Regions from separate parts of the Homo sapiens genome. Here region 2 is linked to region 1. A link is an interaction called in ENCODE POLR2A ChIA-PET data of the cell type or tissue named here. Cell type or tissue: Caco-2. All regions are shown on one strand. Each heading gives the region's core, and the rest is flanking DNA. Links, peaks and the distances in the headings are about the cores only. Region 1 holds the start of RPF1 (ribosome production factor 1 homolog). Region 2 overlaps SSX2IP (SSX family member 2 interacting protein).

The links. Peaks named below come from ENCODE experiments on the same cell type or tissue, not always from the same donor. Only the 100,000 strongest peaks of a DNase experiment are listed, where the experiment ranks them.
Region 2: POLR2A ChIA-PET joins it to region 1 with 10 read pairs; 3 of 35 experiments call an interaction of 5 or more read pairs at or near these places.

What each region holds. Positions count from the first base shown.
Region 1 is chr1:84,474,115-84,485,484 of GRCh38, forward strand. It overlaps RPF1 (ribosome production factor 1 homolog), which reads left to right and starts at 5,152. Exons shown (of 9, transcript NM_025065.7): 1 at 5,152-5,395; 2 at 6,842-6,898; 3 at 8,801-8,881. The coding sequence starts at 5,168. RefSeq lists enhancers at 4,813-5,373, 5,569-5,728. In Caco-2, for the core only: no CTCF peak of the experiment used is centred there; DNase peaks (open chromatin) are centred at 5,157 and 5,427; H3K4me3 peaks cover 1,991 bases.
Region 2 is chr1:84,664,557-84,675,926 of GRCh38, forward strand. It overlaps SSX2IP (SSX family member 2 interacting protein), which reads right to left. Exons shown (of 14, transcript NM_001166293.2): 2 at 6,621-6,752; 3 at 6,090-6,259; 4 at 5,125-5,337; 5 at 1,566-1,676. The coding sequence starts at 6,663. Among named protein-coding and RNA genes, the nearest start is that of SSX2IP, 20 kb to the right of the region's middle. In Caco-2, for the core only: no CTCF peak of the experiment used is centred there; no DNase peak of the experiment used is centred there.

The DNA of each region.
Region 1 (11,370 bases), core at 1,763-9,762:
GCGCAGTGGCTCGCGCCTGTAATCCCAGCACTTTGGGAGGCCGAGGTGGGTGGATCACGAAGTCAGGAGTTCGAGACCAGCCTGGCCAACATGGTGAAACCCTATCTCTACTAAAAATATAAAAATTAGCCAGTTGTGGTGGCACATGCCTGTAATCCCAGCTACTTGGGAGGCTGAGGCAGGAGAATCGCTTGAACCTGGGAGGCAGAGCTTGCAGTGAGCTGAGATCACGCCACTGCACTCCAGCCTGGGTGAAAGAGAGAGACTCTGTTTTATAAAATAAATTGTTTATTTCCAGAATTTTCCATTTAATATTTTGGACTGTAGTTGACTGAGGGCAACTTAAGGAAACTGTGGCTAACAGGGGACTACTGTATTTGGTTTTTTGCTATTGAATTGTATGAGTTCCTTATATATTTTGGATATTTACCCCTTATCAAATAATATGATTTGCAAATATTTTCTCCCATTCCATTGGTTGCTTTTTTTGTTGATTGTTTTTCCTTTGCTGTGCAGAAGTTTTTGGTTTGAAATAGTCCCATTTAGTTATTTTTGCTTTTATTACCTGTGTTTTGGTATCATATCCAGAAAACTATTGTCAAGATCAACGTCAAGGAGCTTTTTCTCTAGGTTTTCTTCTGGAACCTTTATAGTTTCAGGTCTTATGTTTAATTCTGTAATCCATTTTGAGTTGGTTTTTGTGTATTGTGTAAGAAGAAGGTCCAATTTCATTCTTTTGCATGTGGATTGTCAGTTTTCCCAACACTGTTTATTGAAGAGACTATCTTTTCTCCATTGCATATTCTTGGCACCCTTGTTGAAGATTAGTTGACCCTAGGGTTTCTTTCTGGGCTCTCTATTCTGTTTTATCAGTCTATGTGTCTATTTCAAAGGAGAGCTGACATTGTGAGAATCTAATTGACACTATGAATCCCTGTAATAACATTTCAACATACTTCCTGGGTCAGTAAATCCTGAGAAACAAACCTTGTTAGTCATTAAGATAACTTAAATAATACAATAAACAAAAAAAAGAACTCTCAGAACTTCTTAGGATAAGTGGTTTAAATGCCAACAATAGCTCTTGGGTACTACTGAAGCATCCACAGATGAGAGGTTAGTTCTATAATAGTTCTGTTATTCCCACCAGTAGAGTGTAGGGCATAATTCAAGTCAGGAAGCTTTAATTTACTTTATGTTTGTCAAAGGCCTATACAACATTGTAAATAAAAAATGTGCCAACAACCAAATTGGTTATTCCTTATTCTGATGCAATGGATTCATATTTTGTGCCTTCGGAATGGGTTTCTGTGATGTAAAAAGCTTAAGTCATACTGTAAAATAATAGGTCAAATTTTCTGAAGAGAATCTTGATTTGGATCACTGAACTCACCTGGTGCCTAAGAGTTGTATTCCAGCGTGCCCCAAATGTCAGAATCAAAACAAATAGGCAAAAATTGTATTAAGTATTAAAAGTAAGTGCTTTATTTTAAAATAACATATACTCTATTGGAAGTGGGCCTGGAAAATAATGGGCAATGAAAGAATTGGTGAGAGAAAGTGAACGGCTGAAATGAACCTCGTAAAGCACTCTACAGTGACCTCTATTCTTGTGTTTCATCTTCTTCTAAAATTGTACACTACTTAATGGCAAACATGATGCCTTTTTCTTCCACACTAGTTAGAACAGTCTCTGACACCAATAAATGGTAAAAATAGCTAGCTAGCATTTATTGAGTGTGTCTGGTTCTTTAATATACATCTTTACTCCTCTCTATACATCCTATGTGGCAGTATAATTAGCCCCAGTTTACAGACAAATTGAGACCCACAGACATTTTATGATTTAACTGAGATTTTATAGCATCTAAGTGATTGAGCCAAGATCTGAACACAACCCACCCTATTCATTTACAGAGTAGCATTTAATACATATTTGTTGAATTAATCAATGTTTTTGTGACTTAAGAATAAGGACTTATTCTGATTATAGAAATCCTTTCATTCAACTCATACAATTGTTATTATAAATACGGCATGAAGAAAAAAAAAGGAAGTCTAAGTTAAGGAGTTAATGATCTCATTTGTATGGTGCTTCTAAATAAATTTAACACTGTTATCTAAATCTATTTCAAAACTATTTTGTATTCTTATGAGAAAAGGAAATATTATATGTAGGGAGATAAAACGTTACAGTTAGAAGAGACTTTCAAAATATTTTCTCAGTCTGTATTTCCAGGATGGAGATTTACTTATTCCCCTTCTTCTTCTTCTCCCCCTCCTCTTGTTCTTTTATTTATTTATTTATTTATTTATTTATTTATTTATTTATTTTTAAGACAGGGTCCTTCTGTCACCCAGGCTGGAGTGCAGTGATGCAATCACAGCTCACTGCAACCTTGAATTCCTGGGCTTAAGCTATTCTCCCACCTTGGCCTATCAAAGTGTTGGGATTACAGGCATGAGCCACAGCCCCAGGACTACTCTTCCTTTTTGACTTGATTACCCCCCTTTAAATAAACTATATATGAAATTTTATGGTTTTGGGGTTTTTTTTGTTTTGTTTTGTTTTTTGAGATGGAGTCTCACTCTGTCACCCAGGCTGGAGTACAATGGCACCATCTCAGCTCACTGCAACCTCCGCCTCCCAGGTTCAAGCAATTCTCCTGTCTCAGCCTCCTGAGTAGTTGGGATTACAGGCAACTGTCACCACATCCAGCGAATTTTTCTATTTTTAGTAGAGATGGGGTTTCACCATGTTGGCCAGGCTGGTCTCGAACTCCTGACCTCAAGTGATCCACCCACCTCAGCCTCCCAAAGTGCTGGGATTACAGGCATGAGCCACCATGTCCAGATAAATTTTATGATTTACTGCAGCCAAATCTATATGTCAGTGATTTTAAAACTCAATGCTATTTTTTTCCTTTTTTTGTATTATATAACTTAAATCCAATTTTGGATCTAAACATAATGATTTTAAGTTTTTTAACAACAATTTTCAATTTGTGATCTAATAGCAGGTTTGGATGGAGCTTGTGTTCTGGAAGACACAGTTTTGATGCTTTTAATATCCTGCTGTTGTTAAATAGAATTTGAATGGGTGAAAAATGAAATGTGGACAAAAACATATTGGATTCTCAAAACACGAAATATAGATATTGGTACATAAAATTTGAAATTAAGGCAGATTCTGGAAAACTGACTCCTAACAGTAAATCAAAAGGGATTTCTTGTTGCTATTTGGAAAGCATTTTCATAAAATTAGAATGAAGAATACAGCAAATTTAACCACTAGGAAAACACTTTCTTCACTTGCCTTCCATGACATTCTACTCTCTTGATTTTCTCTTCTCCTTCTCCTTTGCTGGGTCCTCCTTTTCTTTCCATCTCTTCATGCAGGACTCCTCCAGGGTTCAGTCCTTGATCTTCTTTTTTCAGTTTTCTATCTACACTCATTCTAATGGTTTGAAATACTACCTATGTGCCAATTACTTCCAAAGTTTGATCTTTAGCCCACACCTCTCTGTCCTGCTGCAGAATCATACATCCCAACTGACTAGTTGACACCACCAATCAGATCACTAAAAAGTATCTCAAACTTAACATTTCCAAAACTGAAATCTTGATCTTACCTCTCAGATTTGTTCCATCTGAACTTTCCCGCATTTCACCTGATGGTAACTCCATCCTTTGAATCACTCAGGTCGAAAGTCTTGGAGTCATCCTTGACTCTTTCATGTCCTCCCTTCAGTTCCATCAGTAACTTTACCTTCCAGAGGAATCACTTCTCAACCACCTACACAAGACTTACCCTGGTTCAGGCCACTATCATTTCTTCCCTTCTTCCACACACCCTGCCCCTGCATAGGCTCTTCTCAAAAGAAGATTCTGAATGACGCTTTTACTTTATTTTTATTTATTTTTTTGAGAGGGTCTCACCCTCTCACCCAGGCTGGAATGCAGTGGCACCAACATGGCTCATTGCAACCTAGCCTTCCAGGCTCAATGGATCCTACTGCCTCAGCCTCCTGAGTAGCTGGGACCACAGATGTACACCATGCCCAAACAGATATATATATTTTTTTACTTTTTGTAGACATGGGGTCTCACAGTGTTGCCAAAGCTGGTCTTGAACTCCCAGGCTCAAGCAATCCTCCTGCCTTGGCCTCCCAAAGTGCTAAAATTACAGGCATGGGCCACTGCACCAGCCTGATACTTTTAAGATGTTAAGATCATACCATTCTTTTCCTCAAAATTCTATAAGAGATCTTCATCTCACATAAAATAAAAGCCAAAGTCCTTACAAAACTCTACACCACCTGTCCAATCTCAACACTTCTTGCCTTTCCTGGCTTGCTACTGACTAGGAGCATTGGAGCTGGCTGTTTGCTTTGCCAGGACAGCTTTTCTCCTTGATAACCAGCTTTTCTCAGATTAACAGCTCTTCCCTCAGATAACTAGTTTAGCCCATTACCTCCTTCAAACCTTGGCTCAATGTAACGTTTTCAATGAAGCCTACTCTGAGAATCCTATTTAAAATTGCAACGTACTTTGGGAGTCCAGGGCGGACAGATCACCTGAAATCAAGAGTACAAGACCAGCCTGGCCAACATGGTGAAACTCCATCTCTGCAAAAATACAAAAATTAGCCGGGCATGGTGGCACGTGTTTGTAGTCCCAGCTACTCAGGAGGAGGAGTTTGCAGTGATCGGAGATCGTGCCACTGCACTCCAGCCTGGGCATTAAAGCAAGGCTCCGTCTCAAAAAGATGAATGTCTCTTCATCTTCTTTTATCCTGTTCTATTTTTTTTCCATACCATGTCTTACTCTGTAGCTCACCATAATTTATTTGTATGCTCATTTTAGGTTTCCCTCAAGTAAAACGTAAACTAATCCAGGCACGGTTTTTGTTGTTGTTCCATTATTTTGAGGGCTGGGCACATAGATGCGCAAGGAGTGCCCAAACTCATCATCTCACTCTTTATACAGCTGGGCAAACTGCCTAAAGTTTCCTCAAGCCTCAGCTTTACTATTTTCTTGAATGGCTAAAACTCACAAAACACATCTAGCGTCAAAAACTTTGCGACCCCGGAAGTAAAAGGTTAAGGAAGGGGGTCACAGGAGAAGGCTATTTCCGTTTCCGTACGGAAGCAAAGGAGCCAAGACCATGGCGAAAGCCGGGGATAAGAGCAGCAGCAGCGGGAAGAAAAGTCTAAAACGGAAAGCCGCTGCCGAAGAACTTCAGGAGGCTGCAGGCGCTGGGGATGGGGCGACGGAAAACGGGGTCCAACCCCCGAAAGCGGCTGCCTTTCCGCCAGGCTTTAGCATTTCGGAGATTAAAAACAAACAGCGGCGACACTTAATGTTCACGCGGTGGAAACAGCAGCAGCGGAAGGTACGCGAGAGGCGGGGGCTGCCGGGCGCTTGCGCGTTGTTCCTGACGCTTAGGGCGGTCGCGGGGCGCACATCTGTGGTTGTCTGCTGGTCTCAAAAGTGTTCTCTGTGGCTCCGTGGGAAGGGTGGCGTCGCGGCCCACGTGTTCTGGTCCCCTCGCCCTAGTTTGGAGACTCTAGGTTCAGCCTTTTGCCTGAGCGTCAAGGTGGAAGATTATCTTGATAGGCTCTTTCCTGGGACGCTAGATTCACAAGGAAAGCTGTAAGGCCAGTTGGCTTAGTAGTGAAAACTACGCCCTCCTGGCCCAGAAGGCAAAAGTCTCAGCCCTTTGGTCCGTCTAGGTAGCGTTGGTTAATTTGCAGAATCTGAAATGGAGGCAATACGTAATAAATCCAAAATACTGCTTCTCTGATTCCTGCAGGAGCTCCTTACCGAAATTAGTACTGTAAAGTTTCTGGTAATTGTATTTGTTCTTTTCAGCTTTATCCTTATACGTTTCTGGTAGGTAAACAAACTGAAACGTAAAGAGGTTTAAACGACTTGTCAAGGTCGCAGTGCTCATTTCTGGTTAAATTGCAATTGGAAGAAAACGTTTGCTTATTCTTGCACATCGTAGAAGTTCACACAATATTATTATTATGTGTCTGCCTCCTCTTACTGGCCCTTCTGAGGCCCGGGACTGGTTCTTACTCATGTTCAGTGTCAAGGTGCTGTTTCAATACATACAAGGGGCGTTTAACTCATTCTGGTATGCACGTATTGGGGAGGGATGTCCTGGAAGACTTATTGGAGCTATGATTTCTAATCTGAAACCTGGTGGATTGAGGATCAGTAGGTGCTGGGGAAAAAAGAATATTTTTTATTTTGTCAAGCATTCTATCTAGAAATCTCCAGAAGAATATATAGATTGACAATACAAATACAGATAATCTTAAGCCACCTTGCAAGCTCTTACTAAATTTTAGAAGTATATTTTGATTATAAAATATGTGAATAACTGGTGATGGTTTTATGGAAAACAACCTGAAAACTCAGCTCCCATTCCTATTTTTAGTGCTTTTCAAGAGAAGCAAGCAGCATAACCATGGTCGTCTTTAGGATGCCACCAGTTAGGCAAAACAAAACACAGTGGAAACCATCACATACTTTAATTAATTTGAGGCTTTATGGAAAAAGGTTAAGCTACTCAAATTTTAAATGTTCAAACTTGCCAGTTTAGATTTTTTTAAAGGAGCAGGTCTTTGTTAAAGAAATCTTATTGATTGGCCAGCTCATTTGGCTTACAGTAATTTAGGTAGAAAACTCCACGTCCAGATGCTTATTTCAATAGATTACAAAGACCGCCCAGTTCGAGTATTCATAGCATTAGTAATTTGTAGTTTCAGTATGTGTTTGTGATATAACTGGTTGTTTCTCAGTATTGTTCTCTTTTTTTTTAACCCTTTAGGAAAAGTTGGCAGCTAAGAAAAAACTTAAAAAAGAAAGAGAGGCTCTTGGCGATAAGGTAAATAAAATTTTTAGCTGTTTGCTTTCTATCTTATATTAGGGAATCCCTCCTGATATTTAAGTTGAATTACTTTCTTTTAAAATTTATTATTACGTATTTCAGATGTATGAAGAAATACAAAAGTAATATAATAAACCTCTTTGTATCATTTACCCAGCTTAAGAAATAATGCATTAGCAAAGAATGTTGGAAGCCCCTCGTCTGCTTCATAATTGCTTTTCCCTCCGAAGATAACCACTCGTGAAATTTTTGATTATTTTTTCCATGCACTTCTTTTACCTTTACTGTGTATGTTTGTGTACCTATACGGTAACACAGTGGTGGTATTTTGCATATAACTTTGTGTTTCAGAGGTCAACACCTCTCCCTGACTTTGGGAATGGGGAAGCTCCCCCAGGTTAGGCCTGGAGCTTGGCTCTTGTCATGTGAAGCAAAGATTTTTGGTCAGGCAAGGCTGGGGAAAGGCAGGACAGATCCTCTTCTGGAGTAGGGTGATAAGGGTGTGTTAAGCTTTAGAGCTGGTACAGAGGATATGAACCTGTGAAAAGTGAGAATGGGGAGTGGGAGGACGGTGAGGATTATGGCAGAGAAAAGAGCAGATAATGCATCAAGAAAGAATTTGGCTGTATTTGTGGTACTCATAAGAAGTGAAATCTTTATTGAAAAAATTTTTTAAACTACTAAATGCTCATACATTATTGCATAGCTAAGTTATTTTTATTTTCAGTGTATTTATAGTTACTCCTAGGTTGTGATTTATTTTTGCAAAATTTTGAAAACATTCATGTCTCCGCCTCCCATTCAAGTAAGTTACCAAATAAGGGTGTTTGAGGAAGGGAAAAAAATGTAAAGACAGTATACAAACTAAACACTCTACTATTTCATACATTCTTTGAATAGTATTAGGTTAAACCATAGAAAATTGTCAATAGTAGACTGTTTTGACCTGCAGTATCCTAGTATGTCAAGCATGTTAGTCTCTTTTTAATTCTTTTGTAATCAGTCTATTACAGCAAATTAATGTTATGATCACCATTTGAAAACACCACCATTCTTGTTTTTTGAGATGAAAGATAACTTCTTAAAATTGCCTCCTTTAAAAAATGCTTAAAATGTAATATTTGTTTCATAGAGTAATAAATGCTAGTTTCAGTTTGTATTTTCTTCATAGCTCTGCTAGTGTACATATATTTTGAATTAGTTTTAATGTACTCTTACAATTCTGTGTTCTACTTCTTAGCAATTCATTTACACCATTTCTTGGTCTAAGCTGAGTATGCATGATTGCTGATCCTAACAGTATTCCATAATGTTGATGTACTGTAGTATGTTTAGTCATTACCTTGTTGAACATTTGCCCTGTTTGCTGTTTATTTGCATTATAAATAGGGATACTATGTATTTCTTCGTTCAAATTTCTCCCCCATTTACATTCCTGAACATAAATACCCCAAAGTAAAATTACTAGGTCAATGGATAACAACTAGACTTTTGTTAAATATTTCTGAGTAGCTTCCTGAAAGTATTGGAACAAAGTCATGTACGGATGTCGCTTTGTTATTTTTTTCTTTTATTTTTCTCCTGTTTGATGTGTTTCCCCCTAGTAGATAACTATCTTGATCTCTATTTCTTCTCCTTGTTACTTCTGCACAGTTTTAAGCCTTTTCATTCAGTGTTGGCCATTCTTCTAGTATGTGTGTGTCTCTGCCCAGATTGTTTAAAAAAAAAAAAAAGCCTCTTATTCAATATTGTTATTAGAATTGATGTAGCAATAGAAGTGGATTGATATGAGGAACAGATTGAGTTTGGGGTTATTTGTAGCTTTCTGTTATTTTTCTCCAACAGTAATATAATTAATGTAAAATCCTTCTAAAATGTAATCCCTTCTCTTTTACTTAGGCTCCACCAAAGCCTGTACCCAAGACCATTGACAACCAGCGAGTGTATGATGAAACCACAGTAGACCCTAATGATGAAGAGGTAATGTTAGAAGTCTTAAATTAGTTTGAATGATCACATATAATTGATAAATTATATGTTTTTTTGTTGATATTTAAAGTGCTGGCTGGCCAAGTTGCATAATGGACTGATTCAGCTAAAATGTTGGCATATTATCTTATTATTTGGTGAAGACTATTTCATAATTGAATTTCCCAATAATGCTATAGAAAAATTCTATAAAAATTCTAGGTAAACTTTTACATTTGTCATATAATCCCTGAATGGTATTTTGGAGGGTTTTGTTTTTGTTTTTGTTTTTGATTTTGTTGAGACAGAGTCTTGCTCTGTCGCCCATGCTGGAGTGCAGTGGTGTGATCTCGGCTCACTGCACCCTCTGCCTCCCAGGTTCAAGCAATTCTTCTGCCTCAGCCTCCTGAGTAGATGGGATTACAGGCACCTGCCACCACGCCTGGCTAATTTTTGTATTTTTAGTAGAGATGGGGTTTCACCACGTTGGCCAGGCTGGTCTCGAACTCCTGATCACAGGTGATCCGCCCGCTTTGGCCTCCAAAAGTGCTGGGATTACAGGCATGAGCCACTGCGCCTGGCCTGGTGGTTTTAAAAGAATTCCTTGTACTATCGACTTTTGTAGTATTTGTTAGACATTTTGATACCTAAGAATAACATTTGATGCTATTTTTTGTATTCTCATAAATCTTAGTTTCAAGATAATCTTTCACTTTGCATATTCTCCTTAGATAGTTGGCAACAGTGCAGAAAAAGAAGCAAGATTTTAAAACTATATTTTTAAAAGTTTTGTAAAGGAAATTTGGTTTCGAATGTCTGTTTGCTTTGAAACAGTGCTGCTATCAACATTCTTTCTCATATCTCCTGGTATAGTCATACACTGATTTCTGTCATTCTTTCAGCAAATGTTTATGGATTTGCCTGCATCGTATTGGGATCTGTTTTAGGGATTTGAGATCCATCAGTACACAGAATAGTCACACACATACACATACACACACACAACTTCTACCCACCCAGAGCTTACATTCTAGGAAGGGAGACAAACAGTAAACATAATGAAATAAATAAGTTAGACATATGTTAGCCAGTGATAGCTTACTAAAGGAAAATAGGATAAAGGAGATTCAGGACTACCTGGAGTAGAGAGGGTTTGCAATTTTATGTAAGTAAGGTGTTTGTGTGTGTATGCATTTTAATTTATTTTGACATTATTTCAGACTTAATAGAAAAGTAGGAATTTGTACATACCCTTCACCCAGACTTCCTAAATATTCCCTCTTAAATAAGAGTAAGTGGCAGACATGGCGCCCCTTTATTCCTATATATCTCATTTTGTTTTTTATGAGCACAGTTAGCAAAATCAGACATTGATATTGGTATTCAATATTATCTGTTCTATAGATCTTACTCAGATGTCACTAGCTGTTCCAATAATGTCCTTTTTAGCAAAAAAAAAAAAGTCCCAGGTCATACATTCCATTGTAATTACTCTTTAACTTCCTTAAATTTAGAACAATTCCTCAGTCATTTGCTTTTTGTGACATTGAGATTTTTTGAATAGTATAGACCAGATATTCTATAGAATGTACCTTAATATGAGTTCGCCTGGGGTTTCCTCTGATTATATTCAGTTTATGTACTTTTGACAGAAATACAGGTTGAGTGTCCCTTGCCTGAAATGCTTGGGACCAGAAGTCTTTTTTTTTTTTTTTTCTCCGAGGTGGAGACTTGCTCTGTTACCCAGGCTGGAGTGCAGTGGCATGATCTCGGCTCACTGCAACCTCTGCCTCCCAGGTTCAAGCGATTCTCCTGCCTCAGCCTCCCAAGTAGCTAGGATTACAGGCACCCAGCTAATTTTTGTATTTTTAGTAGAGACAGGGTTTCACCATGTTGGCCAGGTTGGTCTCAAACTCCTGAACTCATGATCCACCTGCCTCAGCCTCCTAAAGTGCTGGGATTACGGGCGTGAGCCACCGCACTTAGCCAGACCAGAAGTCTTTTTGGATTCCGGGCTTTGGAATATTTGTGATAGATAATGAGGTATCTTGATGATTGGACCCAAGTCTGAACACAGCATTTATTTATGTTTCATATACATCTTATACACATAGCCTAAAGGTAACTTTTTTATTTTTGGAGATGGAGTCTCGCTCTGTTGCCCAGGCTGGAGTGCAGTGGCACAATCTCTGCTCACTGCAACCTCCACTTCCCTGGTTCAAGCAATTCTGCTGCCTCTGGAATAGCTGGGACTACAGGCTCACACTGCCACACCCAGCTAATTTTTTGTATTTTAGTAGAGATGGGGTTTCACCATGTTGCCCAGGCTGGTCTTGAACCCCTGAGCTCAGGCGATCCTCCCACCTTGGCCTCCCAAAGTGTTAGGATTACAGGCATGAGCCACCCCACCTGGCGTAAAGGTAACTTTTATACAATATTTTTAATGATTTTGTGCATGACACAAACTTTTGACTGTGACCCCATCACATGAGGTGAGGTGT
Region 2 (11,370 bases), core at 1,339-9,338, 190 kb after region 1:
AAAAGGCATTTGCTATTATAAGCCCAGTAACGATTCACAAATTTGAAAGAGAAAAATCCTAAAATTCATCTCCCCATATAGGTTTTAAAATCCTAGGATGATTCTTCCTTATTTGTAACCAGTAGAAACCACTTTTTTAAATATTATATGAATCACATAAAGTTTTTTTAATTCTGAAATTTCCAGAAGCGCTAATTTTCTAAATTATCTCCTATACCTTTTACCTTACATATAGACTCTGATCATTTAAAAACCAGATATTCTTATGGAAGTATTAAAACGATTAAAACTTCATCTGAGATAAACAGAATTCATCTGATCATTTTTAGTGAACTCCTTGTATTACTGACTTACAATCACTTATACTTTTTATTAATCTGTGACAAAGTGAATTAAGCCTGTGACACATGGCAGCAGGTAAGCAGGCTCGTTTTTCTAATTAAAAACAATTCTCGAGTAAGAGTAAGTCCAAACAGCAGAATAATCCAGTCCAAATATTTGCTGAGTATCTACTAGGTGCCAGACACTGCTGTTCAAAATTTAGATCTATTATAGTTTCTCAGGCAACTCCTGACAGAGTATGTCCTATTCTTTTATAAAGCCATTCCCAGTCCCTGCTAGGGATCAACATGATTAACTTAATCCCTACCGAAGATGAGCTGTATTCAAACCGTTTAAATATAATCAACAGATCTAGTCAAAATTGTCTGTGAACTCAAGGAAACACGTACAAGCAACCTTACAGTTTAAATACTAATTACCTACTACTTACTAAATATACTACTAAATAAACAAATATGGTAAAACAAATCTATCTAAACCACTCCAGGGCGCTTTAAAGAAATACACTCCTCAGAAGTCTTTAATTGTAGTTAAAACAACATATAAAACACTGAAACTAAGTATTATATTTTTATAGTTATTACATGGTCAGGGGTCATACTTTAGAGCAATAAAAACATAATAGTTTCTTTCTACACAAATTAAAAAATATATTTTGAAATGCATTAGTGCTATAGGTCCAAGTAACCACTAAAGTAGAAATTAGAATTCTGCTAAGTAACCACTAAAGCAGAAATCAGAATTGTATCTTTTGTGTCAGAAATTAGATTTTTAATGTGAACTGCTTCTGTGCCCATTTAATGAAGAAACTGGTTGACTAGACGAACAATGTCAATATTTAAGACAGTGCATGCAAGAAGGGGCACCTCAGCTATCACGTACAGGTACAGCAGAGAATAAAAGATCTGCATTTAAAGCACTCTTGTGCCTAAGAAAAAGTGACAGTGAACATGAGTCCAGGAAGGGCAGTCCAGGACACTGGCTGTTACCAGCTATGAACTAATATCTAAGCCAAATGGATCCACTGGGGGCGGGGTCTGTAGTGGAGAGGGTTCCTGAGCTTCCAGTTAAATACTATTACACAAAGGTCCACCATATCAATTTGGGGAAAGATGAATAAATGGTTCTTTCTTTTTTCAAGTAAAGTGGCTCTTATGGTCATCTCATATTACAAAGAAAACAAAAATTCACTTAAACTTCATCTGCAATAACTGACAACTCACCTCATCTTTCTCATTCTTTAGTAGCTGATGCAAATTCCTGTTCTTACATTGTAACTGTCTGTCTCTTTCCTGAAGCCCAATCATTTCCCTCCTGGAGGTTTCCAGTTGTTCCTAAAACATTTATAAGCAATTTTGCTTAAAATTAATAAAGGATTTAGAATAACTGAATCCTTAAAATATCAGTAACAAGAAGTTATACATCCTAGTGTTTATTAGTCAAAATCAAATGTTAGTGGCACATGAAATGTTTATTTAAAGGAATTATTACAAAGCACACTATAAAATAACATTTAAACTTACACATCAAATTTTAATCTACATATCAAATTTTGTACACATATACAAAAGTGCTTCAAAATGGATCCCTGGAAAGAGCATCACTCCATGATGCTGCCCCTGAATATTTTTAAAGTTTATTTTTAATACTTTTTAACACTTCTATACCACACTTTTGAAGATCTCCTCAAGTACAGCAATGTCATCATCCTTCGAGAGTATACTTGGCTTTGAAAAAGAAGCAAAAGTGATTTGGAGCTAAGTCTGAAGAAAAAGATGGGTGACCAAGCAAAGTGGCAACACATCAAGTCACAGAAATGGGACTTCTGTGTGACACCACTTCTCCCTGCAAGTGGTAAAGTCTCTGAAGGTACTTCCCAGAGCGGAATGGCAGCAAAGCCAGAATTAGTATGAAACAAGATGCTCCTTTTCAACTTATCGCATCTGAGGAACTGTGCCGAGTTCTGCATGAGGCCACCCATATGGAATATTTTTAAAATTGTACTAATATTTTTATAAAATTCAAAAGCCAATCAAATTATGTCTTAACCGACCATAAATAATAACTTGCACAATTTCTGTAAGAACAGATCTCAAGAAGGTACAGAAAATGTAGGAGTATAACCTGGATAACTCTAAGGTTGTCAGTTTTTGGCAACCTTTTTTTTTGAATGTGTAAAACTTACTACTAGGGTAGATCAGTTGGCATGACATAACTTACAGGCACTAGGCCAGGTGATATGTAGCATATATGTCAAATCAGAAATTCACTCAGCATGATTATCAACACTTTACCTGAACTCAGCACCACCCCTGAACATCTGCACACACCCCTCCTTCCTTTCTTAGTGAATCACATCGCCATCCTCAGTAACTCAAGGCAGAAACCTGAATGGGGTCTTGAATCCATGACCCCTAGTCTCCAAATTCAATTTTTCATAAAATCCTACCCATTCTACTTCTTAAGTGTTCGTCAGATCTCAATCTTACTTACTATTCCCATTAGCACTACCTTAGTTCAAGTCCAAAACCTCAGCAAAGGGTCGCTAACAGGCATCTTTATCACCAGGGCTTTCTGAGCCCCCTAACTCCATCCCAAATACAAGTCTGCAATTCCCCTATAATTTCTCCACCCCACTGCCAGAATATTTACACATTGTCTTCCTCCTGTTTACAACTCCTCAGTGCTTCCCTGTTTTTGTACAATTCCTTTTACACCATCAGGAGATGAGGCTCCAGCCTTACCTCATACCACTCTTCATACCATCACATACCCATCGCAGCCCCAACAGAGATATTTGTGGTTCCTCTAAAGTGCAGTGATCTCTTATGCTGCTACGCATTTACACAAGTCATATACTCTGCCTAGAATGACATTTCCAAACACTAGCAAATTTCTACTCATTCTTCCAATCTCAGATCAGGTGTTACCTCTCCATGAAGCCTTCCCTTGCGTCCTACCCCAAGAACAATTAATGAAGCAAACAGTTATGTTTCAATATGTCTCCCTTCCCTGGACTGCAATCTCCTCGTGACCTAGGACTGGGGTTTCACTCATCTTTGAAACTCAGTGCCTAGCATATACTCAATAAATTTTGTTCAACAAGTTGGATTAATCATATGCTAGATCTAGAAACTTTTCCAGATAGATTGGCAACTTTCCCCACTGAATACACATTTCTGTCCATAGTTGACCCAAAATAACAAGATTCTGGCCCAGGTCAAATCCCATATTAGAAGACATCCTGAAGAAACAGTCTCTGCTCTGGGTAGTCCTAATAAATGGGACCACTCCTTGAAGTAAAGGCTCAATAGCCTCAGATCACCAACATATCATAATGATTTACTAGCTACTTATAAGACATGTGGCCAAGGGTTACAACTCTGCATCAGCCCAGTACTTAATAAGACCTTCCATAGGTCTCTCTGATCTGGATTAAAGTAGCATCCATAACTCATAACCTTTTCACAAGCCTAGGGGGCACCAAATACCCTCTCCAATCTACCACAGTTCCCCAGTCAGCCAAGACACATAGCTGGATCATCTTTATCCCTTAGGAATATAAGATGCACAAAAGCCTAAAAACATTATTAAGAGAAAACACACTTTTATCATTGTGTATGAACCAAGAAGACAACATAAGACAGCATTATCAATGACAGGATGGTAGGCACAGGTGCTCGTAAAGAGCAAAGATGTCTCTAAACCAATCCCCAAGTGTTTCTAGTGTTCCCATGTAGGCCAACTCTATGCCACATCATTACAGCACATTTCCTGCTAGGGGGTTTTTAAATATTCTATAGACAGGTCCTATTATTCCCTCACAGAGCTCAAAGATTCAAGATTCTGAGTGGGTTTTTTTTATTGTTTTCTTAGATGGCGTGGGGTGGGGGAGGATGTACACAAAGAAAAATAAGGAAAAGTAAACGGGCATGGACCAACAGATGAAAAACTAAAAGAAAGCTGATCATCTGACAGTATGCAAATGCAAAGGCTTTGATTTTCACAAATAACAAAACCCAATATAGAATTGTATATTTAGGAAAAAATTTGACTTGGATTGATTTATATTATACCCTTAATAATATACAACTATAAGTCCCAACCACCCCACGATTTTGAACACCTTGTTCCCTTCTCCTTGGATAAACATTTTAAAAATAAAAATGAAAACATAAAAGGAAGAAAAAGAAAGAAATCAAAATAGAAACCAGCATCAAATATTCTACATTTTAAAGTTAGTAGGTTCAATGGTCCTGTGAAAAATACTTCCTTTTTTTTTTTAAGAGAAAAGCAAGTTTACTAAAGCATTTTTCTATAGTCTTTTCCAGAGACCCAGGGCTTCTAAGGGAAGTTATCTAGTCTGATTTAATTATTGAGCCTTAGCTCATTTGGCATCACAGATGCCTCAATAATATTTTTCTTGGAATTAACCTGTGCAGCCTCTTACAATAAGACTTTTAAATGAAGCATATACTTTCTTAACCAAGATTGGATGGGGTGACAGAATTGTTATTTTATTTTCCCAGAGCATAAATATTTCCTAATCTAACTTTTTACAGATTCGGCAAGTCATTAAACAGCTCAAAAAATTAATGCCTTCAATATACTGTAGGTATTAGGAAGCAGATGTGTGTAAATTATAAGTTCACTTTTACTTACCTGTTTAAAAAGAAAACCCTAAAGCTTAAGAAAACCCTGAAATATTTAATAAAGTCAGTAAAAATTTATAGTACTCAATTATATAATTATGGCATTAAAATATGGATCTGCAATTTCTACCTTAAGTTTTGAGTAGCAGCTCTGTAGATGGTCCATATCACTTCCCAGCTTCAAATTCTGTGTCTCCACATTTTCCTGAGCTAGAAGGTTCTTCCGCTGAAGCACAAGCAGCTCATTCATACAATTTAGTACAGCTACTATATTTAACTCTCTCTTTGTCTCTTTACCTTTGGATTCTTCATATAATGAAGGAAAACCAAAAGTAGTCAATTCCTGGTAGGAGAAAATGTTTTCTTAAAGTTGGTTACAGTTGAGGAGATACTGGTCAGAGGATACAAACTTTCAGTTAGATAGGAAGAATAAGTTTAATAGATCTATTGTACAACACGGTGACCTCAGCTAATAACTACGTACTATATTCCTGAAATTGCTGAGCAAGTAAATTCTCACCACAAAAAATGATATAAGTATGGGAGGTATGCACACTGAGCCATTTCACAATGTGTATTATGAAACATCATGTTGAACATGACAAATATATATAATTTTTGTCAAAAATTAAAAATAAATGTGAATTATTTTAAAAGGTTGGTTACTGGGCAACTTAGTAAAAAAAAAATCAAAAGATAGAAATCTTTTCTTAGAAAAATAGAAAACTATCTTGAAATAGTTAAGAAAATGGTCAATATCCCAAAGGACAAAGAGTTAAGAGGACGGGGCTCTTTTAGTCTCTGCTATAAATCTGTGACATGGAGCAAGGCACTTGGGTTTCTGCATCCATAAAGTGATGGCTGGACTCTCAGTGGAGGAGCCCCTGGGACAATGAGGAGGCCAAGGTGCTCCACACAAAAAAGTTAGACTTGCTATCTCTAGATGAGATAATCACCAAGGTTCTCTGAAAATCTAAGTCTCAGGGGCACTACATAAACAACAAACTTGTGTTTGACAAATGTTTTTCTCATAATTTTGATACATTCTATTATATAACATGATTTATGCTACTGTTTTTTACAAAAACATGTTACCTGATCAAGATATGAGATACTCTGTTCAATATTATCTTCTGTGCAGAAGGCACTGAAAAAACTGTGCACATTTTTCGATAAAGGTATTGAAGAACATAGCACTTGCTGTGAGTATAAACTTGATGGAGACATCTTTGTTTCTGAGGTATATTGAGAGATAGTTTTGCTTTCTGAAAGAATAAAAGGCATCTATATAAATAATTTAGAAAAACGTATGTAAAGCTAACATAATCGCCATTACTAAAGACTTTGAATTACATATATACATATAAACATAGATATAATATATACATACATATTTTAAGGTATTTTCAAATTAGGGCAAAGCCTCTTTATGAAAATGATATACTTTTTTTTCCAAAAAGATACAAATACAGTGGTGTTCTCAGTAGACATGAAAATAAGTATTTTACAACGATTTGTCTCTCTTTAGTCACATCTTCAACATCTGCAGTAATTATTTTATATTTTCATTGAAAAATTCACCTTTACAGTTTCTGCTTTTGTTTACAATTATTTAGACTTAATTACCTGAAGACAGACCTGGATCTGTAACAGTCATCCAATCTCCCATAGCAATCTCTAGAGCCAGGATACCTGAGGAACTAGTTCAGCAGTTAAACATTTAGTCTAGCTGCTGTCACTCTTCTATGTAGGCATCTCCTTAAAAAGCAGATTATAGAATAATAGCATCTAATTTAAAATATGAAAGCCAATATAAACCCAATGCTTAAGAATTAGTTGTATGTGCTTCAAAACAGAAGGATTTTGCAATACCTATTCCCATGCACAGATATAGAACATGGTGTGTGTATATACATAGAAATATAAATAATATGTAAGGATCAAGGTTAAAGGCTTCCCAAGTTCTACTGAGGTATTCATATTACTTTATATACAAGATACATGGTACACGATTTGACTCAACATACATCTAAGGTATAGCATTGTACTAAGTAATATTTCTATATTATATCCTCTAAAATAAAATACAATTATATAGATAAGATGATGAAAAACTTCTTCTTGGCCAGCATTTTCATTTTTGTTTGTTTTTACCAACTATATTGGCAAAACTTGTAAATTACAATTCCCAGTGTTGGCAAAGATGTAGAGAAATGAAACTTCCATATACTCCCTCCAGATTATAGCAATTTACACTACTACCAAGAAAGCTGACAATATGTTTCAAGTCTTAAAATATATTTTGATCCAGAAAATCTACTTCAAAAATATTATCCTAATAAAATGCTGTGTACAAAGATAATCTAAAATGTTATTTACAATATCAAAAGAACAAAAATAATGTGTTTATGTTTCCATAGAAGAATGAGTAAATAAACAATATATTTATACAGCATTTAAACGTAACTGTGTGGAATTAGGATGGCAAACAAACAGCCAAAACTACAAATGAATGGTATGGACTAAGTATAAGACACCTTTTCTGTTTTCATTTATGTTTTCACTTTTTTATAGAGACAATGGAAGAGATAAATATTTCTCCATCATAAGAAAAACAATTCAAATGAAATTGTAAGTGGCAACTGGCAATTGATTTCAAGGTCAGGGGGAAGAGGAGGAAGGGTGAAGACTGCAGGCAGCCTGGGGAACACATGTCAATACTGTGGACAGCTGCTTCTCGGCTACAATAAATTGTGGTCAAGGGGAAAGCGGTTGTGTTGATCTTTGATGTTTTTATGAGATACTGGAACTCTGAATTTTTATGTGAAGTCTCCCAATTTTAAAATGCTAGTAGCTAATTAAAAAAAAAAAAAACTCTATGTATTAAGTTATCCTGTGGGAAAGGGGAGTGGCTAGAGAAGGAAATGAGTGAGTCTGGGGTGCCAAAACTTTTTACATCTTGATCTGAGATGTGGTTATACTGGTACACACAAGATCAGTTCATCAAGTTGTACACTTAAGATCTGTGCACTTGACTGTAAGTTATACCTCAAACAACAGCACTATGTAATAAGCCAAATAAAATGTGTCTTTAGGCCAGATCTGGACTGTGGATCAAGAGTTCACAACCACAGTTCTGAATATTTAAGACTGTGGTAAAATATTCAAAATATAGTGTTAAATGAAAATTTAGTCTGGCTGCAGTGGCTCATGCCTGTAATCACAGCACTTTGGGTGGCTGAGGTGGGTGGATCACTTGAGGTCAGGAGTTTGAGACCAGTCTGGCCAACATGGCGAAACCCCCGTCTCTACTGAAAATACAAAACTTAGCCGGCGTGGTGGCATGCGCCTGTAATCCCAGCTACTCAAGAGGCTGAGGCAGAAGAATCCCTTGAACCCGGGAGGCAAGGTTACACTGAGCTGAGATCGTGCCACTGCACTCCAGCCTGGGCGACAGAGACCCCATCTCAAAAAGAAAAAAGAAATTTATATTCATCCAATAAATACTAATTGAGCTCCTACTATGTGCTACTACGTTTTCCTAGGCACAGGGGAGGCCATGTTCTCAAGAAGTGAAGTTCATATTCTGATGGAGATAGAAATAAATACTAAACAAATGAGCAACAACTTAACAGAGTGATAACTAAAAAGAAAATAAAACATGGTAATATGAGAGAGTATTAAGGTAGGGAGCATCTAGATCAGTGAGAAAACCTCCACTGAAACGGTGACATCTGAAGTGAAACCTAAATGATACGGAGTCAGCCGCAAGAAAATCAATGACCAGAGCAGCCCAGGTAAAGGAAACAGCAGATACAAAGACTTATGATGGATATTAATGTGTTAACGATGAAAAACAGAGAGAAGGCCAGTATATTTGAAGCACAGTAAGCAAGGCTACAGCGTAGGAAGTCGGATTTCCTCTAAACTGCAATGAAAATCTATTGATGTGTTTCTTGTAGGTAGGAAAGTAGCATGTTCTCTTTTATGCTTTAAGAAAGATTACTGTGGCTACTCTGTGAGTAGACTATAGGTAGGCAATTGTAGAAGCTGGAAGAAATCAGGAGGCTACTACAATAGTTCAGGCAAGATGACCAGTGTTAAACTACAGTTCTAACAGTGGAAGCAGAAACAGGCAGATGAATTAGGGATGTGTTCTGGAGACAGAACCTTCAGAACTCAAAGATGGATTGAAATGTGGGCAAAAAAGAAATCAAGGATGATTTCTAAGTTGTAGAGAAGCATATAATATATACTAAGACAGATGATGTTACATGTCATATTACATGTTATGATGTTACACACACACACAGACACAGGAGGTAATTCAGTCTGGCAATGGTCTTTTGCCACTTTTCTACTCATGTGCTTGGTAAGGAAGGGCACCTTGAACTATTTTGTTCTTCCCACTGTCCTTAAATGGGTATTAGCAACAGGATGAGAAGGATAAAGACTGTACCAACTAAGAAAGACACTGATTTTACTTCTAGCTTTCTGAGATAATCACTATAAGTAAAACAGAATCCAAGGGACAATAAACCTATTCTAATAGAACTCTGCTTTGGGTAAATTCCTTAACCTCTCTGAGCCATACCTCTCTGATAAATTACCGTAACAATGAAGCATACCTCCTAAGTTTCCCAAGAGATAAGGTATAATGTACTTATCCCAAGAGATAAGTCATAAAGTATTTAGCACACTGCTTGGCATAGAAGACACACATAAGCTAATATTAATCATCATCATCATTATTATCTAGACACAGGGCTATTTGGTATAAATGACAGGCTTCTAAAACCTATAACAAAATGTACCGCTGCTCTTAATAAAGGTTGAACACATATTCTTAAATGATCTAGAGACAGATATCTTTATAAAAACACAGTAAGCAGTGAGCTAATTTCATAATCAACTGGTTGGGGGGAAAAAACAAGGTCAGAAGAAAACAGTAATAGGCACCTTTCCAATTTGTGTTCTTGTTAAGGTATTTGTAAGTAAGACAATAGTGCCTTAAGTGTCTTTTCTCCTTATACAGAAAGAACACCAAAATGTGTCTATTATATATCCATTCTTTAAAACTGTAAGTCAGTTATTCTCTCTGCGAATTTGGCTCTCCTGTCTATAGATTAGACAGTGAATTGTTCCCTGCCCTATTAATACCAACAAACTTTGTAAAATGTTTACAATGAAAACCAAAACCCCATTTTGAAGTCCTATGAAACAAAAAACTTAACTAACAGTATATGATTTCACACAATCTAAAAGCTTCCATGAATGCTCTTCTGTTCAATGATGTACCAATTACATGCTAGGAGACTTGCGATATAAGAAAAGTTACCCGACCAGTTTTTCCAAGAAAGGGGACTTACGACTCTTTATCAATACATACCCTAAACTAAGCAGTGAATTTAAGCATATTATTGTATTTCAGCTCAAATATAGCTAAAACTGCCTTGCTGAAGGTTGCAAAGCATTTTTTATGAAGATGTTAAGCTAATTCAATGTTAATTTCAAAAGCAAAAGAAAAAGGTAACAGAACCATATCTGTTTTGCATAAATATAATACCATCACAAGCCCATTTCAATTTGAAAGCATCAAATGCAACCAAGAAGGACTCCATTACAAAGTCAGTGCAGGAACACACGTTCATATTATAGATTAATCAAATAATAGTAAGCCATTGTATAGTGGACATGATTATTCCTCACAACTGGATGAGAACAAACTTAGTTTTCTAGCACTGTTACCATAGTTACCTTAGGAGAAAAAAGTAAGCAGTGATTCATGTTTTAGTTCAAGTAATGTGTAACCTAAAATTCTATCTATTAATATGATTGGTTAGAGTATGTGAAAGGCAAGTAAGTCTTGGGACCCTGAAATCACTAAGCCAAAGGGAAAAGTCAAGCTGGGAACTGCATCAGGCAAACCAGCCTCCCATTTTATTCCTAAATAAAATAGCTACAAAGATTAAAAAGCTACATTTGTCCAAAATTCCTTGTGGGCCTCAAGGTTTTTACCCTAAAACAGTTCTGTTGGATTTCACTCTTGCAGTGTAAGCTGATAGCTTATTTTCCAACGTGTGGGACAAAGGACAGAACTCAAAGTTATCCCTCTGCTTACCTGAGACAAATGCACATCTGATTGCTTCCTATGCCCTATTATTTACGTAAAAATGCAGATTCAATGAACCAGACTAAGGTCTAAGTGGCTATTCCTCTACTTCCCTCTCACATGTAAATTGCGTATTCAGTGAAAGGCTGATCAAAGACCCAAAAGAATGCAACCTTTCAACTCATCTACCTGGGTCCTGGAAGCCCCTGCCCCCCTTTCCCTTCCACTTCAAGTTGTCCCGCCTTTCCAGACTGAACCAATTAA